Linked DNA regions of Homo sapiens: region 1 is linked to region 2. Evidence: chromatin contacts called from ENCODE Hi-C or POLR2A ChIA-PET data. All regions are on one chromosome and are shown on one strand. Each heading gives the region's core, a stretch centred on a gene start or an enhancer-like site at or near the end of the contact. The rest is flanking DNA. Distances are from core to core; before and after follow the strand shown.

Region 1 (6,855 bases), core at 3,614-6,113, 790 kb after region 2:
TGCCTATATTTTTCACAGTAGACTTTTCTAAGGTGAGAGGATTTTTTATTGTGTAAATATTTATGTTCCTTTGTTTTTGGCAATGCTTGCATATCAAAGGTGTACAAGAAAAGTCAAATACATGAGAGCTCAGTAAGAATGGTCATAGAATCTCACTTTATTTTCTATTAATTTTTGTTTCTGTTGTGCTGGAAAAATAATATGCCTTTATATGGGGATGAGAAGGGAGAAAAGTCATTATATTCCTTATTCTTTTCTTTTTTCTTTTTTTTTTTTTTTTTTTTTGAGATAAGGTTTCATGCTATTGCCCAGGATGGAATGCAGTGGCACAATCATGGTTCACTATAACCTTGACCTCCTGGCCTCAAGCACTAGGCTCAGCAGCTGGGACTGCAAGTGCATGCCACCACAACCCGCTGGTTTTTTGTTGTTGTTGTTTGTTTGTTTGTTTTACCTTGTTTGTAGAGATGAGAGTCTCACTGTACTGCCCAGGCTGGTCTCAAGCTCCTGGCCTCAAGTGATTCTCCTACCTTGGCCTCCCAAAAGCTGGGATTACAGGTGTGAGCCACGGCACCTGGCCTTATATTGCTTCCTGCTTAGTTTCACAAGGACTGAAATCTACCCTCTGATTTCAACCAAAGTCCCATTCTGACATATAGAAATAGCAATTTGCTGCTAGGTATATATTTAGAAAGAATAAAATCTCCCTTTTAAGGTGAATGAAAGTAAGCTTTATCTTTCAAGTGGTGGGAAAGGAGGTCCATGCAGGTGAATGTGAGTGTGTTGGTGTGTGGTATACATAACATCTAGTGGGTACGACGGTGTGATCCTAGGCATGTAAAAAGAACCCCTCAGAGCAGTGGCCATATGGTATTTTCTGCAAATGGTTAGATGCTTTTGAATATTTAAAATCTTCACTCTAAAAATAGAACTGGGTATCTATCTGATAAGGTGGTTATTTCATTTATTATCAAAGGTTAAGTAAACATTTTCACTAGGGACATCACTAAAAAAAAATCATCTCTCAGAGAAAGGAAAATAATTCTTTCCAGTTTAATTTTATTCCTTTTTGCGACAGGAGGGAAGGCTGGGATCCACTGGGTTGATTCCAGGGCCTGTCTCTGGGCTGGGGGTAGAGAGGTAAATAGTGGATGCATCTCTTTGTCTTCCACAGTTTGATGGATGCCAGTCGCCAAATAAGAAATATTTTTAGTTTCAAGCCAGTTGCTACTGAAGTCAAAAGTTCTAATTGTTCATTTATCCACAGTTTTCTGGGTGAGGAAAAGGGCTAAATGGGAAGACAGAGATGCCTTCTCTTGCAGGGGTCATTGTCCTTGACAGTAGTGCATGCCCAGAAGAGACAGCATGACCACTGCAGTAAGACACCTGGGAGCAGGTAAGCACAGCCACCTGGCTGTTAGTGACATGGTTGTCATCATGACTATTATTATTATTTGTTAATATTTGTTCCCAGTGCCATGAGGCTGCTTTCTCAAGCAGCAATTTCTTTATTTCAAAACAAGTTTCAGTGTAATTCACCTCACTCACAAGGGTATTCTAGAAACAAGTGAGTTGCTTGTTGCTCTTTTTAGCTGACACACCGAATAAACCTTGACACTTTCCCTTCCTGGTTTCTCCCTTCCCCTCGCCATCATAGCAGGAGGCTGCTTTGAAATATATTATACTGACAGTGAGCATATGTGCAGCAGTAAATATTATGGTTTCATCTAATGCTTCAACTGTGAAAACAAAAGACAGAAAATGTAGTTCACATAACAGATACTGAGGTCAAAAACTATCGGTACAGATATTCCACATGGCAACTATTACACATTTCATGGAGAGCTTATTTATGGGAACATATTATGAGTCATAGCAATTCATAACATGGTGTGCTATGGAAAATTCCATTCTCCACTCCAACTAAATAGTAGACACACAGCACTCATTTTTGATTAATGAGAGTCATAAACATATCCCACCAGGTATAATACAGTAGTTTACAGCTCTAACCTAAATTGACAGATATATTTTTTTCTTCATAAAACAAGAAAAATGGGATAAGTAAAATTACTGCAGTTCTCAGCCCAACAGTTAACTGGCTACAGCCAGGGCCGGGGCAGTGTCATTACCCACTTATAGGGATTTCAGCTCCTCTGGCATCATTTATTCATTACCTATATTGCAGCATCTTCATCTATTCTATAAAGATCTTTCTAGTTTGAATTAAGATAATGTGCTATCTGTGCTTGTTAGATATGGCATAACGCGGTTTGTACTCACTTTAAATCTCACCAAGTCAGAGAGCATTTTTGCATTTGAGATAGAGCTAAAAATATTCACCCATTAAAATAGTAATCATCATTAAAATTAGCTCACTGATTTTGCTGATTAATTTTTCAGTAACAAGTGTGCTTTCCGAAAAGTTTCAATTAAACATTTTTTGACAAAACTACATTTTTAAATCGTAAGAAGAAAAAGATAATTAAGGAAATAAAAATAGAAAATTTAAATCTACTGTAATTTTTAAAAGCCTGAAAAATTCTCTGACAAAAATAAAGAGTGAAGAGGATGGGGATGGTTGCTATTACTAGAATGTAGGACTGAGTTAGTTTCCTACATTTTCATTTTTGGGCTGTGATCATCACACCTTGGAAATGTTGTCTATTTTTGCCTGTATAGAAAAAGTACAATCTAGCAGACATAAGAATTCAAGGGAAGAGGGCCACTTTGGTGAGATTTAAATCTTTATTTGCATGAGTTCTATTTTCAAATGCAACAGGCATGGTTCAAGTTCCGAACAAGGTTGGAAATCTGTCAAGGTGCAGCTTTAAATCCAGGGGATGAAACCAAGGTTGGCTGCTTATGAGGCAGTCGTTGGTACTTTTTTTTCTCTTTAGAATCTATTTTCGTTGAAGTTAAAGACATAAGCAACTTTTGAAAATTATGGCAGAAGAAATAATGGGTCTTTCTTTCTTTCTTTCTTTCTTTCTTTCTTTCTTTCTTTCTTTCTTTCTCTCTCTCTCTTTCTCTTTCTTTCTTTCTTCTTTCTTTCTTTCTTTCTTTCTTTCTTTCTTTCTTTCTTTCTTTCTTTCTTTCTTTCTTCTTTCTTTCTTTCTTTCCTTCCTTCCTTCCTTCTTTCTTTCTTTCCCTCTTTCTTTCTTTCTTTTTTTTTTTTTTTTGTTTTTTGAGATGGAGTCTCACTCTTTTGCCCAGGCTGGAGTGCGGTGGCATGATCTCCGCTCACTGTAACCTCCACTTCCTGGGTTCAAGCGAATCTCCTGCCTCAGTCTCCCAAGTAGCTGGGATTACAGGCGTGGCACTACCACACCTGGCTAATTTTTGTATTTTTAGTAGAGATGGGGTTTCGCCATCTTAACCAGGCTTGTCTTGAAATCCTGGCCTCAGGTGATCCACCTGCTTCAGCCTCCCAATGTGCTGGGATTACAGGTATGAGCCACCATGCCTGGCCGTTATTTCAATCCCATAAGAATATCAATCTGTACTGTAATCTTTAAGAAAGCAGACTAGTACAAATGTCTCTGGCTTTAAAATAGATACACATATTTTAAATGGAGAATAAGAACATTAACTCTAAGACAGAAACCTGTTAAAAAAAGTATAGAAGATAAATAGTAGGAGAAAGGTATAATGTTCAGCCATGTTAAAAATAATGTTTGCATATAATTTGGTACTAATAAAAGCAATTAAATACTCCTTAGGTTTGAATACTTGATGTGACACAGTATTTGTAATGGGTATATGTCACAAAGCAGTAGTGATGTCCGGCCCATCACAGATGACCGGCAGTAGTGATGTCCAGCTCGTCACAGATGACTATCAGAGAGTATGTGTCATGGGAATATCTTCTGACCTTTCTCATATAACGGGTGGCAGCAGACATCAAGAGAGACAGGGGCTCCTGTCAAAATGATCTGGGATATGGCAGGCAAGAAGGAGCAGCAGTTAACCCAAAGATTTCCATATTTCCATAGAAAAATACAAACACACACACACACACACACACACACATTTATTTTCTTTTTAGAGAACACAGATAATGTGTAGTTATATATTTCTTTATTTCCAAACATTAAGCTGTAATGGAAATCAGCTTGTTTTAATAATGTAATTTAGCTTAATCTTCGATGGAGCTTTAGTGAGCTATTTTCTAGAATTTTTAGAAAGTAAGTCATTTGCTGTTTATGAGTCTCATTACATAATCTCTGGGCCATTTGAATTGCAAGAGATATTAAATCAAAATGTTTATAAAAGGTTATCTATGTATTCTATGACACAGTATGTCTGAGATGGCTAGCATTTGAGAAACAAAGATGTTCTTATTTGTCTCCTTTAATTTGAAATGTAAATTTAGTTTGGTTTAAAGTGGAATGCCATAGATAACTATCAGAATAAAACAATGTGTGTATTTGTGTGTGTGAGGGTGTGTAGATTGGTAGATAGATGATAGATGATAAATAATAGCTATACAGACGGAAGATAGCTATATGGACATTTAAGGTACCTAAATTATCATATATTGTCACATCTTGACTCCTAATTACATCCAGGTGCATATGAAAATAAAAGGTTTGAGCTATTTTAAATCCTGTGTGTATGTTTGTTATTTCCCAACATTCACCTTTGCCCTCTTGCAAACTATCTTTCCTGTAGCAGCCAAAGTGATTTAAAAATAAAATACAAATATTTTAGACCTTCGAAAGGGCTGGCATCACACTTAGAACCAAATCTAAACTCCCGGCTACAGCCTGCCTCTCCTAGCTCCTACGCCATGACTGCCCCCAACCCACCCCAGCTCTCTAAGCTCCCACCCTAGACCTCACTGGCTTCCTGCCAGCCTTAGGACACAGGCTCCTTCCGTTTCTTCAGCCTGAGATGGCCACTCCCTGGGGCTGGTCTCTGTAAGCTGGCTCCTTCTAGCACTGCTGGGGCTCTGCCTAACCTCCCACAGACCCCTTAACCAGCTCTGTGGGCTCTGCCCAGCTTCTAGGGAGTTGCATCCTGGTTCAGGGCATCTTCCTGGGGCTTGTAGGCCTCCCACAAGGGAGGTGACTGCCGGGTGGGTGTGTGAAGCCCAGCTCCCTTCCCTCCACAGCAAACTGCAGAGGTAGCATCATCACCAAGCATCTGAGCACACAGGCTGAGGCTGAGACCCCCTGAGAAGCTGTCCCCGCCTGGCATCTCCTGCTTCCCTCTCTTGACCCTTACATTGCCAGATTGGCTTCTTCTGGAAGCAGTTCTTTAATCGATCGCTTACAGGTAAATCTTCATCTCAGCATGTACCTCTGGGAAGTCTGAGGCAAGACAAATGGCAGCTCCAAAGCCACCTCCAACCCCCTTCTGACAAAGACAGCCCATTCAGGGACCTAGTATTCGTTTCAAGTCCAGGGCCCCCCAGGATCCCAAGCATGGGGTCCCTGGGATTGGGGGCACTGCCTCCAGCCTGGGCTGCATGTTTTATATTTTCTCTGTTTATTCCCTTGATGAGACTTATTACTATCTGTAATTATGCATCCTTTGTTTATGTGAATATTGGTTTCCTCCAGTAAGTCACACTCTCTATGGAAACAGCAGCTTCATTTGCACCCTTCACTGCCACACCTTGGCTGCCATGATGGCACGCAGAGAAGGCAGGTGCTGCTGGATGCTGGGGACATGAGAACCTTGCTCTCGAAGAGGAAGATCCTGCCTCTCTTCACCAAATTCTTACATCCCCATTTCCATAAGCTGCGTCATTGTCTCTGCTGACCCTCAGCTTCTCGGCCTATCCTTGTTGCCCTGGCTCCTGGGGCCAGCAGGGCTGGTGGCTGCAGGAATTTATGAGGGCATGTACCTGTGAAGAGCGAACAGTGGTAGTGCCTGATGGCCAATTTTTGAGATGCCTAAAAGCTTTCTCAGGGCGCCTGGGCATGACCATTAGGAAAGGAGCATGCATTATGAAGAGTGTGGTCCTTTTCTAGCTCAGCGAGATTTACTTCCCCAGGTGGAGCTGGTAAAAGCACAAGCACCCTCGATAAACCCTGAGGAGCTCAGGTGGTTGCCCAGGGAGTGGAGCCTGGTGAGGACATTTCCCTGGAGATCAGGCACCGGAATGTCTGCTTCCTAGCTTTTCTGGGAGTAGGGGATGCAGAAAGCAGAAGTGAATGGAACAAGTTCCTTATGACCTTTCACCATTTGGCAAATGTGTGTGATAGAATATGCAGAAGAATGGACCAGGCAAGGTGGTTCATGCCTGTAATCCCAGCACTTTGGGAGGCCAAGCCAGGAAGATCGCTTGAGCCCAAGAATTCAAGACCAGTTTGGGCAGCAAAGTTAGACCCCAACTCTACATATATAAGAAATTAGGTGTGTAATCCCAGCACTTTGGGAGGCCGAGGCAGGTGGATCCCCTGAGGTCGGGAGTTTGAGACTAGCCTGACCAACATGGAGAAACCCCGTCTCTACTAAAAAATACAAAATTAGCCAGGTGTGGTGGTGCATGCCTGTAATCCCAGCTACTCAGGAGGCTGAAGCAGGAGAATGGCTTGAACCCGGGAGGCGGAGGTTGCGGTGAGCTGAGATCACGCCATTGCACTCCAGCCTGGGCGACAAGAATGAAACTTTGTCTCAAAAAAAAAAAAAAAAAAAAAAGAAATTAGGTGGATGTGGTGATGAGCTCCTGTAGTCCCAGCTACTCTGGAGGTTGAGGCAAGATGATTACTTGAGCCTGAAATGTCAAGGCTGCAATGAGCTGTGATCATACCACCGTACTCCAGCCTGGGTGACAAGGCACAACCCTGTCTCAAAAAACAAACACAGAGGATGCAGAAGAATGGATGTCACATTTAATTTTTT
Region 2 (6,272 bases), core at 3,700-6,199:
GGTATTTCACAGGTGTGTGTGTGTGTGTAAGGCAGTTGTTCCTGTCCACAATTTCGCAAGTAGGTGGTGACAGCATTGTGTTTACATAGCATTTTCAAAAGTGCTTTCCTAACCATAATCTCATGGGCTTCTTTCAACGCCTCTCTGGGCTTTGTTAGGACAAATGATTATCAAAATTTTATCGAGAAGGAAAGGGTGACACATAGAAATGTAAGTGGTTAGAGGAAGAACAAAACAGGTTATAAAAGGATTTCCACGTCTTGCTGGAGAAAAAGCCTTATTGAACATATTAAGCCTGGTAACCACCCACTCCCCTTTCTGTGTGTGAATTCTGACTGAGCGAGATGAACACTCTTCCCAACTTCTCTGTGCTAGCCTGGGATTAGCCTAACTGCGCTGCCTTTTCTGGTGCAGGCTGAAGAGCGTGTCACAGTTGAACTCTGGAGTTTACTTGGGTTGGTCTGTGTTTATGACAAGTATGGAACTCATTCAAAAGTTACCAAAGCTGTACTTTTCTCATTCTCTGAGTCTCCCTCATCAGCAGGGTGAAGTCCTCATATTATGGTCTTATAACTGTCAACCTGATGAGCATTTTTTAAAGTGATCTCTGGACAAACATTCTCCTGGCTGTGAGGACAAGCTGCAGTTCGGACCAGCCTCCTGTGGAAGCAAACATGCAGTCACTGGCCTCCAGAGTTTGGCTTAACACAGCTCTTCCTCTTCCTGAAAGTTACAGCAGGAAGCCGTTTTCAACGTTGCTTGTAAAACTGTAACTTCAGCATTACACAAACTTCAGGAATGAAAGCTCACCTGCAGGAACATGAGTGAATATAAACAGGGGTGCCTAGAACCACTGCTCACAGCTAGAAGCCTGCGCGGGAGATGGGGGTGACAGGATAGGAACGGGGCGGCTCAGGCCCCAGCCATGGCACCATCACAGAGTGCGTGCCTCCCTCCTGTTTTCATGCACGTGGCACATGCCGGAGGCAGCCAGGTCACCAAGTGGTCAGAGCTTTCCTCTGCTTTACACCACGTAGGACCCATCTGAGCATTTTCCGGAATAATTATAGGGTGATTTTTCAGGGAACGTGGGCAGTGTTTCTATTTTCAACTTTAAGTTTCATGGAGGAAATTTTTAGAGTAAATGGTGTTATGTATATGGCTATATTTCAGCTAAAATCTGTATTCAGTTGGTTTAAGATTTGAAGGAAAGAATAAGGAGATTATAGATTGGAGACTGGCTTCTCAGGAAGTTTCTACAGAATCTAATCTTATCTCATTGCTTGTATTTGTACTTCTCTATTCAGAAACAACTAACAATATAGAGTTTTTCATCTTTTCGGAACCATTAGAGTTTGTTCTTTTTTTTTTTTTTTTTTTTTTTTTTTTTTTTTTGTGAGACGGAGTCTCGCTCCGTTGCCCAGGCTGGAATGCAGTGGCCTGATCTCAGCTCACTGCAAGCTCCACCTCCCGTGTTTATGCCATTCTCCTGCCTCAGCCTTCCGAGTAGCTGGGACTACAGGCGCCCACCACCATGCTTAGCTAATTTTTTGTATTTTTAGTAAAGACGGGGTTTCACCGTGTTAGCCAGGATGGTCTCGATCTCCTGACGTCATGATCTGCCTGCCTCGGCCTCCCAAAGTGCTGGAGGCCGTGAGCCACCAGCTACAGGCGTGAGCCACCGTGCCTGACCTCGACTTTGTTCTTAAAAATGTAAAAATATCTATTTTTTTGCAGTTTTCCCTTTTGGCAATAAAAGTATCATTATATATTAGGTCTTTAATATATATAATGCCATTAATAGATATAGACTTTATTAATGAATGTTAGAATATATAATGTGTGTGTATATTATATATTCTAACATTCAGTGTATATATATATATATACACACACACACATTATATATTCTAACATTCAGTGTATGTATATAAATATACACACACATTGTATACTCTAACAGTCATTAATAAAGTCTATATAGAATGAAAATTATGACATTTAGGTTCTTACTGACTGAAGCCATTTTAAATATTAGATGTTAGTGTAACTTTTTTGATTGTTCACAGACTATTCAATGTCTGAAGTTGTTTTACTATCTTCAAGGGCAAAATAAAATTCTTTGTACACTTGCTTGAGTTTTCTTTGTTTACCTTGAGGATGAGCTGGTGAAGACTTAAAGGCAAATTGAATGCATCTGGTTTCAGATCCAATGAGTGCAGCTCACAGAGGGTTTTCTTAAAAAGGCATTTGTATCTTTTGTAGAAGCACATTGGAGATCTTTCACAAGCCCTTGAAGAAGTCAGGAATAAAAAGTTGCAACTTCCCCGGGAGAGAGCAACTCTGACCCTAAAAGTTAACGTTACATCCCAAACGTGGAAAACAGGAAATTTCAGATGGGTTTTGGCAAAACACATAGTGCCACTCCTTCTCTTGGTGTGCTAAGTTTTCCCAAGTCTGTGTACTCCTTATAGCGCAGGAATTCTCCAAAGGCCAACATTTCAGTTCCAGAAAGAGAAATAGAATCAACGGCAACAACAACAAAACAACTTTACCAAGAGCAAGCAAATTGCCTCGTCTTGGTGACTCCTCTGCAAAACTGCAAATTCCACCCCCGTGCGGCGGGGCAGGACATCTCCCAGACAGCTGGGGACACCCTTTCCAGCGGGAGCGGGAGGCGCTGTTGTTCAGGAAAGGAAGTTGTGTGTTTGTGAATGAGCGCACTTTGTGGTTCATGTGTTTGGGCAGGACAAACTACACCACAGGGTTGGGCGGGGCTGTGTGTGCTGGGCACGTACGCTTCTTTGTTTTGTCAGCTTCCCGAGAGATCAGGGAGAGCATAGATATATCCCTTTTTCAGTTCAGAGGAAAACACCTAACAACAACCTCAACAAACACAACAACAACAGCAAAAGGACGAAGCGTGAGCCAGAAATTCCATCTGCGTGAGTATGCTGGGAAAAGCCTGGCGAGGAATCCTGGTTGGTGAAAAACAGATTCGGTGCTTATTGTTCTGCTCTGTAAGTCACCAAAGAAATGTGGGCGTGTGCTGCTGGAAAGAAAATAGACTTCCACAAAAAGTATGAATCACTTTTGTTAATTGTCAAAGAAAATATATATTAAGTGATTACTTAGCTTCTGGAATTAAAACAAAATGAAAACAAACAAGCATCCTCTGTCTCTCAATACTTTTAAAACTGAAGATGGCAAAATAAGGCAAACCAAAGCCACCAGTGCATCTTGGCATGGTCAGCAGAGGAGGGCAAGTTTTCTAAAACCTTAAAAAGTATCTTGGTGTCATGAGCCTTAGAGTTATTTGAAATGCAGTTATGTGAAACCCCCCTCTATCTTTCATGAAGCCTCAGAAAGGAGTCCAGGGAGCCGGGGTTTGTGGAAGTTAGAATTTATCTGATGATCCAGAGCTGCTTCTCCCCCACGATAGGTCACCGTGAATCGGAGTATTTTGTGGTTGGCCTTTTCAAACAGGCAAGCATTTGGTGGTTTGTCTTTTGTTTAATTTGTTACCAGATCACACAAGATATTTTTCAACAGAATTTCAGAAAGCATCTTGGGAAATCCACAAAAATGGGCTGAGTCATCTAACCAGAAACAGTCCACACCACATCTGACTCTGAATGCCTGGCTTTTCTTTCTTTGGGGAGAAAGTTCTCAGCATCAGTTGGATGAAAGGGCAGGGAAGTCGAGATTGATTTGGGGTTTACAGGGACATAAAGAGAAATTACCAGCCCCAGACTCTGAAAATTTTTAAGGTATCAGAAAAGTGCTTGTGATAGAACCTGATGATTGCTTTTGGTGCCTGGGATGGTTATTAAGGGTCAAAATAATGTGGAGATGCCATCATGGAAAAGTGACTGTGATATGAATCTGTTGCTAAAAATGATGATTTCAAGGAGCAGAATGACATTCCATCCACCTATGACACGCACTTCACATTTGGTTAAGGGTTAGGCCAAGAGCTTTTTTTCTTTCTTTCTTTCTTTCTTTCTTTCTTTCTTTCTTTCTTTCTTTCTTTCTTTCTTTCTCTCTCTCTCTCTCTTTCTTTCTTTCTTTCTTTCTCCCTCTCTCTCTCTCTCTCTCCTCTTTCTTTCTTTCTTTCTTTCTTTTTGTACAGCTCTTGCAGCTCTAAACCCACAAAGCAGGTTAGGTTTCCTCTGGCCTGTGACCTAATCTTTAGTATTAGAGGAGGCACTGATTTGTTTGCTCTGATGTAAGCCCAAAGGGAATTTGGCTTCTTGATTTATAACAGGATTGGGTTTCAGGCCTCTAACAGTTAAAACCGGTCTTCAGCAGAGACTCAAGCAGGGGGAATGAAAGTTACACAGTGCGTGGATTAGTCCTTTGGTGTTTTTGACACAGTTTCTTTTCATAGGAGAATCTTATTTCAAATAGGGAGGCGTTTCCCCGTTTTAGAAAATGCTTGTGAAATGCATGACTCATTACGCCCTTGCAAAGAGCCAAAAAAAGTTCTGCAGAGTCTAGGACAGGACTAAACCGCAGCTAAGTCTAATATTTCAGTCTTGCTGAAACAGCTGTTCCCACTCGGGTCCGAGAGCGGGTGGGAGTAGAGATGGTGTGTGGGGGGGTCCCCACTTCAGTTCCCCAAAGCATCAGCTGCTCCCTGTCTTGAACAGAATCAGCTCCAACAGGGAGAGGCTTGGACATGCCCGCCATTGACGCTGCCAGGCCTCGAACTCTCCTGAGAGTTGGATTTTTCCCAGTCTGTGCTATCTCACTCTTATTTGAGGAATTTGAGTCAGAGCAAAATGTGGGCAGAGAAGGAGAAGGAACACCAACACCTCAATTATTGAGGGAAAAGACGTGCAGGTTTTCTGTAGCAGTGAACCTGAAGGAAGACACTGCTTTGTGTCTGGCTCCCAAAGAAAAAGGCCAAGTTGATCTTTCCTGTGAAACAGCTGAAGGTACCACCTTGAAAACTGGATGTTTTCCCAACTGTGGGCCAAGTTTCAGCTTGAATACAGTCATCCTCGGTATCCCTGGGGAACTGGCTCCAGCACACCCTCCCCACAACATCAGTGACTACCCAAATCCACAAAATGGTGTAGTGTTTGCATATAACTGATGCACATCCTCCTGTTTGCTTTAAATCATCTCTACATACCTTATATCTAATACAAGATAAATGCCATTGAAATAGTCGTTGTACTGTATTTTTTGTTTGTATTATTGTTATTGTTTTTTTTTTTTTTTTGAGATGGAGTCTTACTCTGTCACCCAGGCTGGAGTGCAGTGGTGCCATCTCAGCGCACTACAGCTTCCGCCTCCTGTGTTCAGGCCATTCTTGTGCCTCAGCCTCCCAAGTAGCTGGGACTACAGGCATGCACAACCATGCCGGGCTAATTTTTGTACTTTTAGTAGAGACAGGGTTTTACCATGTTGACCAGGCTGGTGTCGAACTCCTGACCTCAAGTGATCCACCTGCCTTTGCATTCCAAAGTGCTGGGATTACAGACTTGAGTCACCGTGCCGGGCCGTGTTATTTTGTATAGTTTGTTCCATCTGCGGTTGGTTGAATCCACTGATGTGGGACTCCAGTATATGGGCAGCGGGCTGTGTGTCACTGGCCCCGTGTTAATAGGTACCTGTGTTTTCCTATTTGCTGTTATGTCAACAAAAACCGAGAACAATCCCTTCTAAGGGTGACTGCTTTTAGCTTCAAAATCAAGAACACTAAAACTCCAGCATCCATAGGAAAGTATCGCACGGACTTAACCATATCATCTTCCTGAGAAATGGATGGAGGCCAGGTGTGCTACCCGTCACTGAGCTTTATCCGGGGAGAGAGAACCAGGTGAGTATTGCCAGGTGGTGTTGGAAAGCAACAGCAGCCATCCCCATACGCGGGAGAGGGTCCCAACCACATGTGGGGAGATGATTTAAAGGAAACAGGAGGATGTGCATCAGTTATATGCAAACACTACACCATTTTGTGGATTTGGGTAGTCACTGATGTTGTGGGGAGAGAGAGAGAGAGAGAGAGAGAGAGAGGGAGAGGGAGAGAGAGAGAGAGAGAGAGAGAGAGAGAGAGAGAGAGAGAGAGAGAGAGAGAGAGAGAGAGAGGCTTCCGTCCTCAGACCCAGAACAAGACTTCAGCATCTCAATAGCAGCAGGGAGTGGAACCTACTATTACTTTTTTTTTTTTTTCCTGATACAAACCATGCACTGAGTTTCAAAAGGGAATTTTTGGCTAGGTGTGGTGGCTCCCTCCTGTAATCCCAGCACTTTGGGAGGCC

Evidence for each region. Hi-C counts contacts between places; a loop is a spot of excess contacts on that map. ChIA-PET counts read pairs that join two places held with the same protein, here RNA polymerase II (POLR2A).
Region 1: a loop to region 2 is called in a map of ovary, with 3 times the contacts of the local background. The contact joins two enhancer-like sites. A Hi-C loop is called at or near these places in 2 of 168 maps with a recorded cell type or tissue (ovary and sigmoid colon). POLR2A ChIA-PET finds 5 or more read pairs at or near these places in 1 of 52 experiments (activated CD4-positive, alpha-beta T cell).

Annotation. Positions count from the first base shown.
Region 1 is chr10:4,258,833-4,265,687 of GRCh38, forward strand. No RefSeq gene overlaps it. Among named protein-coding and RNA genes, the nearest start is that of LINC00702, 18 kb to the left of the region's middle. Within about 2 kb of position 4,864, at least 4 of the 41 ENCODE cell types and tissues checked have a DNase peak (open chromatin) inside an H3K27ac peak, as active enhancers do.
Region 2 is chr10:3,464,847-3,471,118 of GRCh38, forward strand. The region is part of intron 3 of LINC02669 (long intergenic non-protein coding RNA 2669); the gene reads right to left. The region is part of intron 1 of LOC105376360 (a long non-coding RNA gene); the gene reads left to right. All of the region lies in intron 1 of LOC124902538 (a long non-coding RNA gene), which reads left to right. Among named protein-coding and RNA genes, the nearest start is that of LINC02669, 35 kb to the right of the region's middle. RefSeq lists an enhancer at 2,462-3,661. Within about 2 kb of position 4,950, at least 28 of the 41 ENCODE cell types and tissues checked have a DNase peak (open chromatin) inside an H3K27ac peak, as active enhancers do.